2 separate regions of the Homo sapiens genome follow, and region 2 is linked to region 1. Evidence: read pairs that join two places in POLR2A ChIA-PET (ENCODE). Cell type or tissue: HepG2. All regions are shown on one strand. Links, peaks and the distances in the headings refer to the core of each region. The heading gives the core; the rest is flanking DNA.

Evidence for each region. ChIA-PET counts read pairs that join two places held together with the same protein. Peaks named below come from ENCODE experiments on the same cell type or tissue, not always from the same donor. Only the 100,000 strongest peaks of a DNase experiment are listed, where the experiment ranks them.
Region 2: POLR2A ChIA-PET joins it to region 1 with 5 read pairs; 3 of 35 experiments call an interaction of 5 or more read pairs at or near these places.

The regions. Positions count from the first base shown.
Region 1 is chr7:103,417,624-103,423,011 of GRCh38, forward strand. It overlaps SLC26A5 (solute carrier family 26 member 5), which reads right to left. Exons shown (of 20, transcript NM_198999.3): 3 at 3,740-3,944; 4 at 3,115-3,254. The coding sequence starts at 3,891. Among named protein-coding and RNA genes, the nearest start is that of SLC26A5-AS1, 25 kb to the right of the region's middle. In HepG2, for the core only: no CTCF peak of the experiment used is centred there; no DNase peak of the experiment used is centred there.
Region 2 is chr7:103,485,553-103,490,940 of GRCh38, forward strand. It overlaps RELN (reelin), which reads right to left. Exons shown (of 65, transcript NM_005045.4): 59 at 5,116-5,277; 60 at 4,190-4,347; 61 at 645-864. The region is part of intron 2 of SLC26A5-AS1 (SLC26A5 antisense RNA 1); the gene reads left to right. Among named protein-coding and RNA genes, the nearest start is that of SLC26A5, 42 kb to the left of the region's middle. RefSeq lists an enhancer at 4,127-5,326. In HepG2, for the core only: no CTCF peak of the experiment used is centred there; a DNase peak (open chromatin) is centred at 2,099.

The DNA of each region.
Region 1 (5,388 bases), core at 260-5,259:
GCCCCTACCTCTCTTTTGGGCTCACCATATATTAAATACAAACATGAAATATCTACTTGTCTATCTCACAAGCATCTCAAATTTAACATAATCAAACTTACTCTTCAATCCTATTCCTGTCATCTTATTATTTTTATTTTTTGAGATGGAGTTTTGCTCTTGTCACCCAGGCTGGAGTGCAATGGCATGATCTCAGCTCACTGCAACCTCTGTCTCCCAGGTTCAAGCGATTCTCCTGCCTCAGCCTCCCGAGTAGCTGGGACTACAGGCATGTGCCACTATGCCTGGCTTATTTTGTATTTTTAGTAGATATGGGTTTCACCATGTTGGTCAGTCTTGAACCCCTGACCTCAGGTTATCCACCCACCTTGGCCTTCCAGTGTTGGGATTACAGGTGTGAGCCACCACACCCAGCCCTGTCATCTTTATTATGTCTGCAATTGGCACCTCCATCCCTCAGGTGGTTGAAACAGCAACCTGGAAGTCATTCTTGACCATCCCTCCTCTTCACCATCCCCACACATCCAACCCATCAGCCTTAAAGTTGTTGTTGACACACCCTCCTCCTTCTTTCTAAATTAATCCAACAGCCAGTTTTGCTGATCTCACCTACAAAATGTATCATATGTCTTTCCAAAGTCTTTCCATTCTTACAGCCACCATTCTAGTTCAAGATGGAAGAAAGTCAGCTGGTTGAAAATAAGTTTGCAGAATGACTGTGAGAATTCAACTAGGCAGAATCCTGAGGAGTTCTTTGAGTGTGAGCTTGCGTGGTTGTCAGCAGTCATTCCTGCAGCTCCGTCAGTCCAGCTTGACTGAATGTCAGTTTGACTTCTGCTTCCTGTTTCAGATACTGGGCCCTTATCCGCTCCTCACCCTGCCCTTGCCCCTGCCTTTGAATCTGTCCCTTTCTCTGTTCTTGGGGTGATGGCACCAAAATGATTGTGGGAATCTGTCCCAAATCTGCTTTAAGATTTTGTATAATAGATTTAATAAATATGGTAAATCAGTCACTTGGAAAATAAAAAACTCAGCTAATTGATCATTAGGGGAAGTGATTTGTTTTTGACAAGTTATTTTTTTGGAAACTGGCTAGAAGGGAATTGATTTTTGGCCAGCTGACCTACAGCTGTTCAAGCCATTATCACCTTTGCCTACCATGAGCTGCTGTCACCTCTACCTGGTCTCCTCACATCCATTCTGGTGCCTCTCCCACTACCCAAATCCATTCCCCCCACAGCAGTCTTCAGTGACCTCTTACAAAGTGATATGGTTTGGCTGTGTCCCTACGCAAATCTCATCTTGAATTGTAGCTCCCATAATTCCCATGTGTTGTGAGAGGGACCGGATAGGAGGTAATTGAATCATGGGGGCGGGTCTTTCCCATGCTGTCCTCATGATAGTGAATATGTCTCACGAGATCTGATGATTTTACGAGGGGCAGTTCCCCACACAAGCTCTCTCTTGCCTGCCACCATGTAAGATGTGACTTTGCTCGTTTGCCTTCTGCCATGATTGTGAGGCCTCCCCAGCCACATGGAACTGTGAGTCTATTAAACCTCTTTTTCTTTATAAATTACCAAGTCTCAGGTATGTCTTTGTTAGCACTGTGAGAAGACTTATGCACAAAGAAAACCTAAATAAAAAGTAATGCTGATAGCTTTTCACTGTACTCAGAATGAAACCCAAAAATGGCCTAAGAAGACTCTGCAGGCCTACTTCTGCCCACCTCGCCTGCCACTGCCCCCTGCTCCCTCACACTGCTGGAACACTGCTTTTCCATTCATTCTTTGTACCATACCCAATTCTTTTCCTGCTCAGTGCCTTCACACATGCTATTCCTTCTGCCTGAAATGCATTTTCTCTCATTCTTGACCTGAGTCAGGTCTCAGCTCAAACCTCATTTCCTGGATCCACTATTTTTTTTTTTTTCCAATAGAGTCTTGCTCTGTTGCCCAGGCTGGAGTCCAGTGGCACGATCTCAGCTCACCGCAACCTCCACCTCCCAGGTTCAAGTGATTATCCTGCTTCAGCCTCCTGAGTATCTGAGACTACAGGCACATGCCACCATGCCTGGCTAATTTTTATATTTTTTGTAGATATGGGGTTTCACCATGTTGGCCAGGCTGATCTCGAACTCCTGACCTCAGGTGATCCACCCACCTCAGCCTTCCAAAGTGCTGGGATTACAGGCGTAAGCCACCACAGCCGGCCCTAGATCCACTATTTTTATTTCACAATACCTTATATTTTCCTCCATTTTGCTTATCATTATAATTAAAATTTTTATATGTGCTTTTTTCTGCTTAGCAATCTCATGCCTTGATTGGATGGTTAGTGAGCTCCATGAGGACAGTGAGCCAGATAGGTGCCTAATAGACATGTACTGTTTAGAATACATGAATAAATTAATGAATAAGTTAATGAATATTAAGTTCTTATATCACATATAAAACCACAGAGTTGCTGCAATATACTACAGGAATTTAGCATATCATGGTCCCTTGTAATTAGAATATGGACTCAGAAGCCACAAACCTTAACAACAACCATAACAACAAAATGTTTCTTGAGTGACTGACTTAGCAAGTGGTAAGATAATGCCCAAGCAGTGTACTGATCTGCAAAGTAGTAACACCATTTTCTACTATTAATATCCCTGGAGCTTTTTTTTTTTTTTTTTTTTTTTTGAGACAGGGACTCACTCTGTCTCCCAGGCCGGAGTGAAGTAGTATGATCATAGCTCATTACAGCCTTGAACTTTGGGGCTCAAATGATCCTCCTATGTCAGCCTCTTGAGTAGCTGAGACTACAGGCATGCCCAGCTATGTTTTTTGTTTTTGTTTGTTTTTGTTTTGGTAGAGACAGTGTCTCACTTTGTTGCCCAGGCTGGTCTCCAACTCCCAGTCTCAAGTGATCCTCCCACCTTGGCCTTCCAAAGTGCTGAGATTACAGGTTTAAGGATTACATGTTTCTGAAGAATACCTTTAGATAGGTAAAGGTTACTAGAAAGATATGATAAAAATTATGAATTTGCAATCATGATGAAATAAACAGAAGGTCAAGCAATTGTTTGAGGACAGCAAGGGGGGAAAGAAAGAAAGATCTACTGACCTTGAGGAAGCTGAAGCACCCCTGTGCTTATGCCTGAGACCAAGTCACCCAACACATATTCCTTGAATTTGTATGCTGGCAGCCATTTAGTTATGGGTAGGAACATATAAATGATATTTCTTATTTTTTTAGGAGTACATCTGAAAGGACAAAGACAGACAGAGATAAAGTTATAAATGAGAAACATCTCTGTAGAATTCAAACCAAAGCATTTTCCCTTCCTTATTCCCAGGAGCAATCTGGAAAAATTTCCAATTGGTGATTCAAGATGTTGCCAAACAGGGTAGGAGTCAGGGATAGGGAAAAAAAGAGAGTGGGTGGAATATTCCTGGGAGACAAAAGATATTTTCAAGGTGGGTGGAGAATTAGAAAGCATGTTGGTTATGTTAACATTTACACAGAAAAAAGGCATAGTAGGAATTCAATAAATATGGTGAAATTCATGATGAAGCCTGTGTGCAAATATCTAACGCTGACTGAACCTCGTGAACAGCTTTGCAAACCATGATGGCTCAGCATTCATTTTTCTCTCCACTTCACCAAACAGATTTTCTTTACACATTTGACCTTGCGCCTCTCATAACTGAATGATACAATAACAGAAACAGGTTAAAAGGCAACGTACGTGAATGCCTGTTTCAGCTTATCCGCAATGGAATCAGGAACCTTGTCCTTTGTGTGTAGTCTTTCCTGGAGGACCGGATGACTAAAGATAGGCCTTTCCACATAGTACCTCTGGGTTGCTGCAAGGATTTCATTTTCTTCAGCATGATCCATAGTACTCTGAAATTATTCCTTAACAGCCGGAGACAAGCATTTCCTGAGTGTCACTAGGGGAAAAAAGAAAAACTCCATTTTACTTGCCAAAATCCTACTGATGACTTTTCCTAAGCATCTCTTCTTTGTGGTGTTCCAAGTTCTTCTGAGGCTTTCTTTGGACGCCCCAGAGGACCTAATGTATTGATCTGTATATAGGAGGCAGTAATTAATGAAATCAAAATCAATTAAAAAAACGTGACTTATTCCCTCCCAGAGTAATAAATGGTTAATGTGTGTACTTTTAACAAAAGCTCATATTAAGTGCAATGGCTAAATACTAGTCAGTTCCCTCTAGGTCCACATAAGAGGAATTGCAAATTAGGTCAATTTTGACCAGCTATATGTCAAGGAAACAGAAAAAAAGAGTACGATCAGTCCTTAAATTGACTCAATGTTTCTTAAAGCTATATTAGCCTCATTTCCAATTCTATATTTATGGTTGATTACTCTTTAAATTATTCTATGGTTCAGAGTTTAGGCTTACATGTCTGTTTGAGGCAAGTTGCTGGTGACCTTTGTGAAAGGCAGTAAGTTAAGAACATCAGCACACTATTCTAATATTGTTTTGAAGTTGATTACATTGTCATGTTTTTGATTATTAGAATGACTGATAGTTTTTTTCATTGCTACACAGTGATACCACTTATATGAGTAAAACAATGATTAAAGAATAAAAATACAACATATTTGTGCATATGGAGTTGTGTACAAGAATGTTTTCTGCAGCCTTATAACAGTGAAAAGTACTTGTATGCAGTAAAAAATACATTTTGGTATATTCATAAATTTAATTCTATGTAGTAATTAAAAGAAATGCACTAAATTTCTGTGTCATCATCAATACATCTCAGAGGCAATTTTCAACAAAAATGTAAGGCACAGTTGAATACTGAGAGGATTCAATTATTTAAAGTTTAAAAACATAAAACAATAGTATATGTTATTACATATATTTGTAGTAAAAGTATAAAACCACTCATGACAACAATAAATACTGAGATCAGGATGGTGTTACCTCTAGAGAGAGGGAAATGAGACTAAGAAGGGATAGTAGAGGGCTTCTACTAACTGTATCTGCAATGTTTTAGTTTGTAAAAAAAAGAACTGGCACAAAGACAGCAAAATGTGAAGATCTGATTATGCTGCTTAGTAAGTAAACTGGTGCTTGTTACATGATTGTACTTGTCTGTACATTTGAACTATATACCTCATAATAAAATATTAAATGCACAACAACTAAAGCCAGTATTCCCAAATGAAGGAAGTTAATGGCAGAGCAGGCAGAGGTTAACATGAATGCATGGTTAAGTGCTTGTGTGGTGACTGTGGAATTGTGAGGGCTACTAATGTTGGTCAATACAACTCCTTCACAGTGAAAACTCAGGTTTTCATCAAAATGAAATCACATTCAAATTGAAATCAAGGCCAGGCATGGAGGCTCACACCTGTAATCCC
Region 2 (5,388 bases), core at 117-5,116, 68 kb after region 1:
AAGCTGTGTTTACTCTGGTTAAGGTAGCCAAAGCTGGGAAGGGCAGGTAGGGAAGGAAATTCAATCCTTCTTATGTCTTTGTCAGTCACTTCCCTAGTCCATTTGCAAGGTCTCTGCCCACTCTACTCTGCATTAACCCTCAGCAATTTAACCCTCAGCAATTATAGCACATAAAATTTTAAAGGTCTTATCCATCCAACCATCCATCCATCCATCCATCCTCCATTTCTATTTATTGTACTTACATAAGCTAAATATAGGCATATGTTTGCATTGCTACAAATTTATTTCACATACACATTTATATTTATATACTTGCCTGTGCTCAACATTAAATTATCTATGTAGTTTATCCCTAACCATTTTTTAAAATATTTGGCCATTTCTCTGGGTTTATGCCTACATTACCACCACTCAGCCACTGTGGGTGAAGAAATACAAAGCAATTCTCTAATAAATTTAAGCGAAACATAATTCTGAGTTGTGAAACATATATGCTTCCTTGTCCCAAATTCAAATGACAGGTTTTCACTGCTTAGTGACATCTGTGCCATGAAGTTCACAATCCTATCTAACAGACAATGGACAATCACTGGGCTTGTGACTAATTCTATGTCTGGACTAAAATATGGAGGTTTGGGTACCTTGCTCGAGTGAGATCCAGAGGCTTGGTAGCTGCTTGCCTGATCTGACAGCCATTAAAGTACAGTGAGTCTCCATGGGCGTAGGGGGCCAGCTGCCCACAGCCACTTCCTATGACTCCACCTTGAATGGTCTCCCAGTTTGCCTCGGTGACTCTTGCGGACTCAAAATTATCTTTAATATAACTGGGAAGGTCGTGACTGAAAACAGAGCAGTCATCACCTAGAGGACAAGGAGCAGTCACAGAAATTAAGTGGACCAACCAGAGTCATTCAAGATTAAGAACAAGTATTCAAGTTCAGGTTTAAGTAGTTGTTACTGTAAGAATGGCAAAATACAAGGAACTTAAACAACTTTACAAAAAAAAAAAAGCCAAACAACCCCATCAAAAAGTGGGTGAGGTTTTGAACAGACACTTCTCAAAAGAAGATATTTATGTGGCCAACAAACATATGAAAAAAAGCTCATCATCACTGGTCATTAGAGAAATGCAAATCAAAACCACAGTGGGATACCATCTCATGTCAGTTAGAATGGTGATCATTAAAAAGTCAGGAAACAACAGATGCTGGAGAGGATGTGGAGAAATAGGAACACTTTTACACTGTTGGTGGGAGTGTAAATTAGTTCAACCATTGTAGAAGACAGTGTGGTGATTCCTCAAGGATCTAGAACTAGAAATACCATTTGACCTGGCAATCCCATTACTCGGTATATACCCAAAGGATTATAAATCATTCTACGCTAAAGACACATGCACACTTATGTTTATTGCAGCACTATTCACAACAGCAAAGACTTGGAACCAACCCAAATGTCCATCAATGTTAGACTGGATAAAGAAAATGTGGCACATAAACACCATGGAATACTATGCAGCCATATAGAAGGATGAGTTCATGTCCTTTGCAGGGACATGGATGAAGCTGGAAACCATCATTCTCTGCAAACTAACACAAGAATAGAAAACCAAACCACCGCATGTTCTAATTCATAGGTGGGAGTTGAACAATTAGAACAGATGGACACAGGCAGGGGAACATCACACACTGGGGCCTGTTGGGGCAGGGGGCAAGGGGAGGAATAGCATTAGGAGAAATACCTAATGTAGATGATGGATTGATGGGTGCAGCAAACCACCCTGGCACATGTATACCTATGTAACAAACCTGCATGTTCTGCACATGTATCCCAGAACTTAAAGTAGAAAAAAAAAAAGAGAAATATAACAAAATCCAGGAAAAAAAATGAATGTTGTTACAGTAAAAAAAAAAAAAAGGCAAAATACTAAGTAGATACAGATTCCCAAAGTAAATGTTTTGTTTTGGCAATTATTGGCTTATATTGTTGGAAAAAAAATCCAATTTTCTTTGAGTCAATGTTTACTAAAACACGTAGTGCTCATGTCCGTATTTGCCGTGTAAAACTGTTGTTTAAATACCACAGCATCTGGCTGGGCCTTGAATGTTTACCAATGGTGGGTCTCAGTAGTGAACTCTCACCCTGGTATGAGAGGCCTATCTAATTTCTTTTTTCCTAGCATGATTTGTTGTAGAAAATACAGGTTAATGTACACTTGATGATTCTTAAGAGCAGTGTCTATATTTTAACTCGTTGGATTCCAGCACCTAAAACAATATTTAGCACATATAAGATATTCAGTAATGGGTGGGGCGTGGTGGCTCATGCCTGTAATTCCAGCACTTTGGGAGGCCGAGGTGGGAAGATCACCTGAGGTCAGGAGTTCGAGTCCAGCCTGACTAACACGGTGAAACCCCATCTCTACTAAAAATACAAAAGAAGATGAGCTGGGCATGGTGGCATGTGCCTGTAATCCCAGCTACTCAGGAGGCTGAGGCAGGATAATCACTTGAACCCAGAAGGCAGAGGTTGTAGTGAGCTGAGATCACACCACTGCACTCCAGCCTGGGCAACAAGAGTGAAAACTCCGTCTCAAAAAAAAAAAAGATATTCAGTAATGAAGCTGGGATAAATAAATAATGATAAAACTGCAAGTGTCTCTAAGAGACCACTGAACTGAATTACTGGCATTTAAGTAAGATATTATATTAGCAAACGTGTATGTGCTTGCATTTCCCCTTGATTTAAACAGTACATTTTTTCTACATGTCCTTAATAGTTTCAAATTAAGGTTCAGGAGAGAGGGCAAATTCCAGACATCGAGGACTTCTTGTGAGACATTTGATTCACTCATTTGACTAGAGTTAAAATTCTCCAGCTAATACAGTGACAGACCCAGCCGGTCTCAGTGACAATGACACCAGGGGAGAAAGGAAATGGCTAAGTAATTTCTAACATCAGAGATGTGCAGCAGTCTACATTAATCATATCCATTTGATTTCAATTCAAGGAAACAACATCAACCAAGAAATCTAAATAGATCCGACTCCAGAATTCAAAAACATGGATTCTTACATTGTATATCTGGGGGAAATTGTGTTAACTCTGCTCCTCCTTGGATAAATCTCTCAGCCATGAGTGACAGCAAGGCTGATTGGAAAGAACAACTTGACTAGTGGTCTTTCTGATATATGCTGGCTGTGTGACCTTAGGCAGGTCATTTAGCCTCCCTGAGTCTCAGTTTCTTTGCCTGTAGCATGGGAATAATTATATTAACCATAGATAACTGATGGGGATATCATAGATAATAAGCGACTGAAGAATAAGTTGGTGTATACTATGTAAATAGTAAAGCATAAGACAGTGTTAAGGATTAATTCAAAGAAGATTTATTAGCATTGCTATCGGCCAGGTATTAAGCTATGAGGATATAGAATGTTAACTATGGAAAGCGAACTTTGTAATGATAGAGGCTGAAACCTGTTAGAAACATTGGATCAAAGGAAAGCAGGCCTGCATACCTTCTAACAGACCAACAGAGCAATTTCCTGTGATGTGAAGGGTCGAGTAGATACTCTCTGCCCTGGATATATACTCAACCTCTAGAAACTCAAGGAGTGAAAATGTATTTCTTTGAGTCATAAAGGGGTGTGTGTGTGTGTGTGTGTGTGTGTCCGTGTCACAGTGACCTGGAAACCAGAACATTTTGAGTTTTCAGCTACATCTTAGGAGAACAGTGGCAGCTGCTGCTGGAAGAGGCTGAGGAAGGAGGGATACTGGTCAAGTATGTAGGCACAGGCAGCTAGGCCAGGAAGGAGGGAGGCCCAGAAGTGGAAATTAAGTGTTGGGGCTGTGGGCAGGGGCAGGGAGTTATATGAAAGACAGAGAATGTGAGGTACTATACCATATCCTGATTTAGCATATCTGGATTTATATGCTTATATATTTATAGAATGTCTGGAGTAGATTTCATTTCTATATTTTAAAAAATGCCTTCAGGAATATTGCATAAATCTATGCTTAATAATTTGTCCCAAAGTTAAAGAGTGACCAAGGAGTGTGTCATGAATCTCAGATCCCTCAGGCTGGAGTTTCTATCCATTTCCTAGTGGACTTTTGTATATATGTTAAGATGAGGAGAACCTCTTGGTCTCCTCTATCAAAGTTGGCAGCCTGGGATTCAGACCTTGGAAGCTCTCGTCGCAGATGCAGATGGCACCGGTCGTGCAGTATCCGTGCCCGCTGCAGAGCTTGGGGCAAGCCTCTCCAATGTACACGTGGTCAATTGCCCAGCTTTGCTTCTCAGTTTCTTCTCCCTTCTGGATCCAGCGGAACTGTGTTGCACTGAAAGAACCACAGAGAGCAGAAGGGATTCAGTAGGTTGTTACTTCCATGGCTGCATCCTGCCTCCAGCCTCTGGGAGAGGGGACTATTTGTGAGAAAAGGGCTTCCCAAATGTCTTCCTGAAGCACCCTGCTGGCAGAGGTGAGAGAACTTGTATTTCTTAGACTCTGGGAGTATAACCCAAAATGCCATTCTGGAAGCTTGTATCTTCTCTGAAAATTTCATGTGAATTTCCTATTCTAGTCCATAATAAATCTGTGTACATTTTTCCTACACAGGTGTATCGTTTTCCAAATCTTTGAGTAAACCGAATGCTGCTCTAGGAAGATTGCACTCCATTGTATTTATCCTGCAGCTTTGTGTAACCTGTCAGCCCTGCACACCCAGCTGGTATTTGTATCTGGATGAGAAGCGCAGCCTTTGGGAAGGCAGAACACTGGGGCAGAACTGGTGCCAACACCAGTCTTGGATTGGGGTCTGTCATTCAGGGCCTGTGATTGAGTTTGGTACATGCTATGGTATTAAGTCAAAGGAAATCTGAGATCTCTGAATCATTTACAGACACACTCCAATTTCCTCCTGGAACATGCAGTTGCCATTTGGGGGCATGGGTTGGTGAGAGGAGGGAGAAAAGGAGGGAAGATGGGAGAGGGCACCAGGGCTGCATGTAAAGCTCTGCCTCACACTGTCAGTTGTTTTCAGCTCACTGCATGAACTCTGTAGAGAGGCCAGATAATTTCACAAAGTTTACCTTAATTTGCAACCTACCTAGAGGAGACATGGTCAGGCAGCTGGATGGTGATTCTTTTCCAGCTTGAGCTGTTGACAGAGTTGTAGATGGTGGCTTCATGGAACTGGAAAGGGGAGCAGCCAATGCTGTTAGAAGAGGAAGGAAGGCACTGGGTCTGTACGAGCTGCCAGGAATCCGATCTGCAGAAACCAAAAGGCTTTGTTAGACAAATTGTAAGAGAAACATATAATCTGTTAATGTCAAGGTAATGCTTTGTGATCGGGTTAAATTAAAATATTTGTATAGGAGTT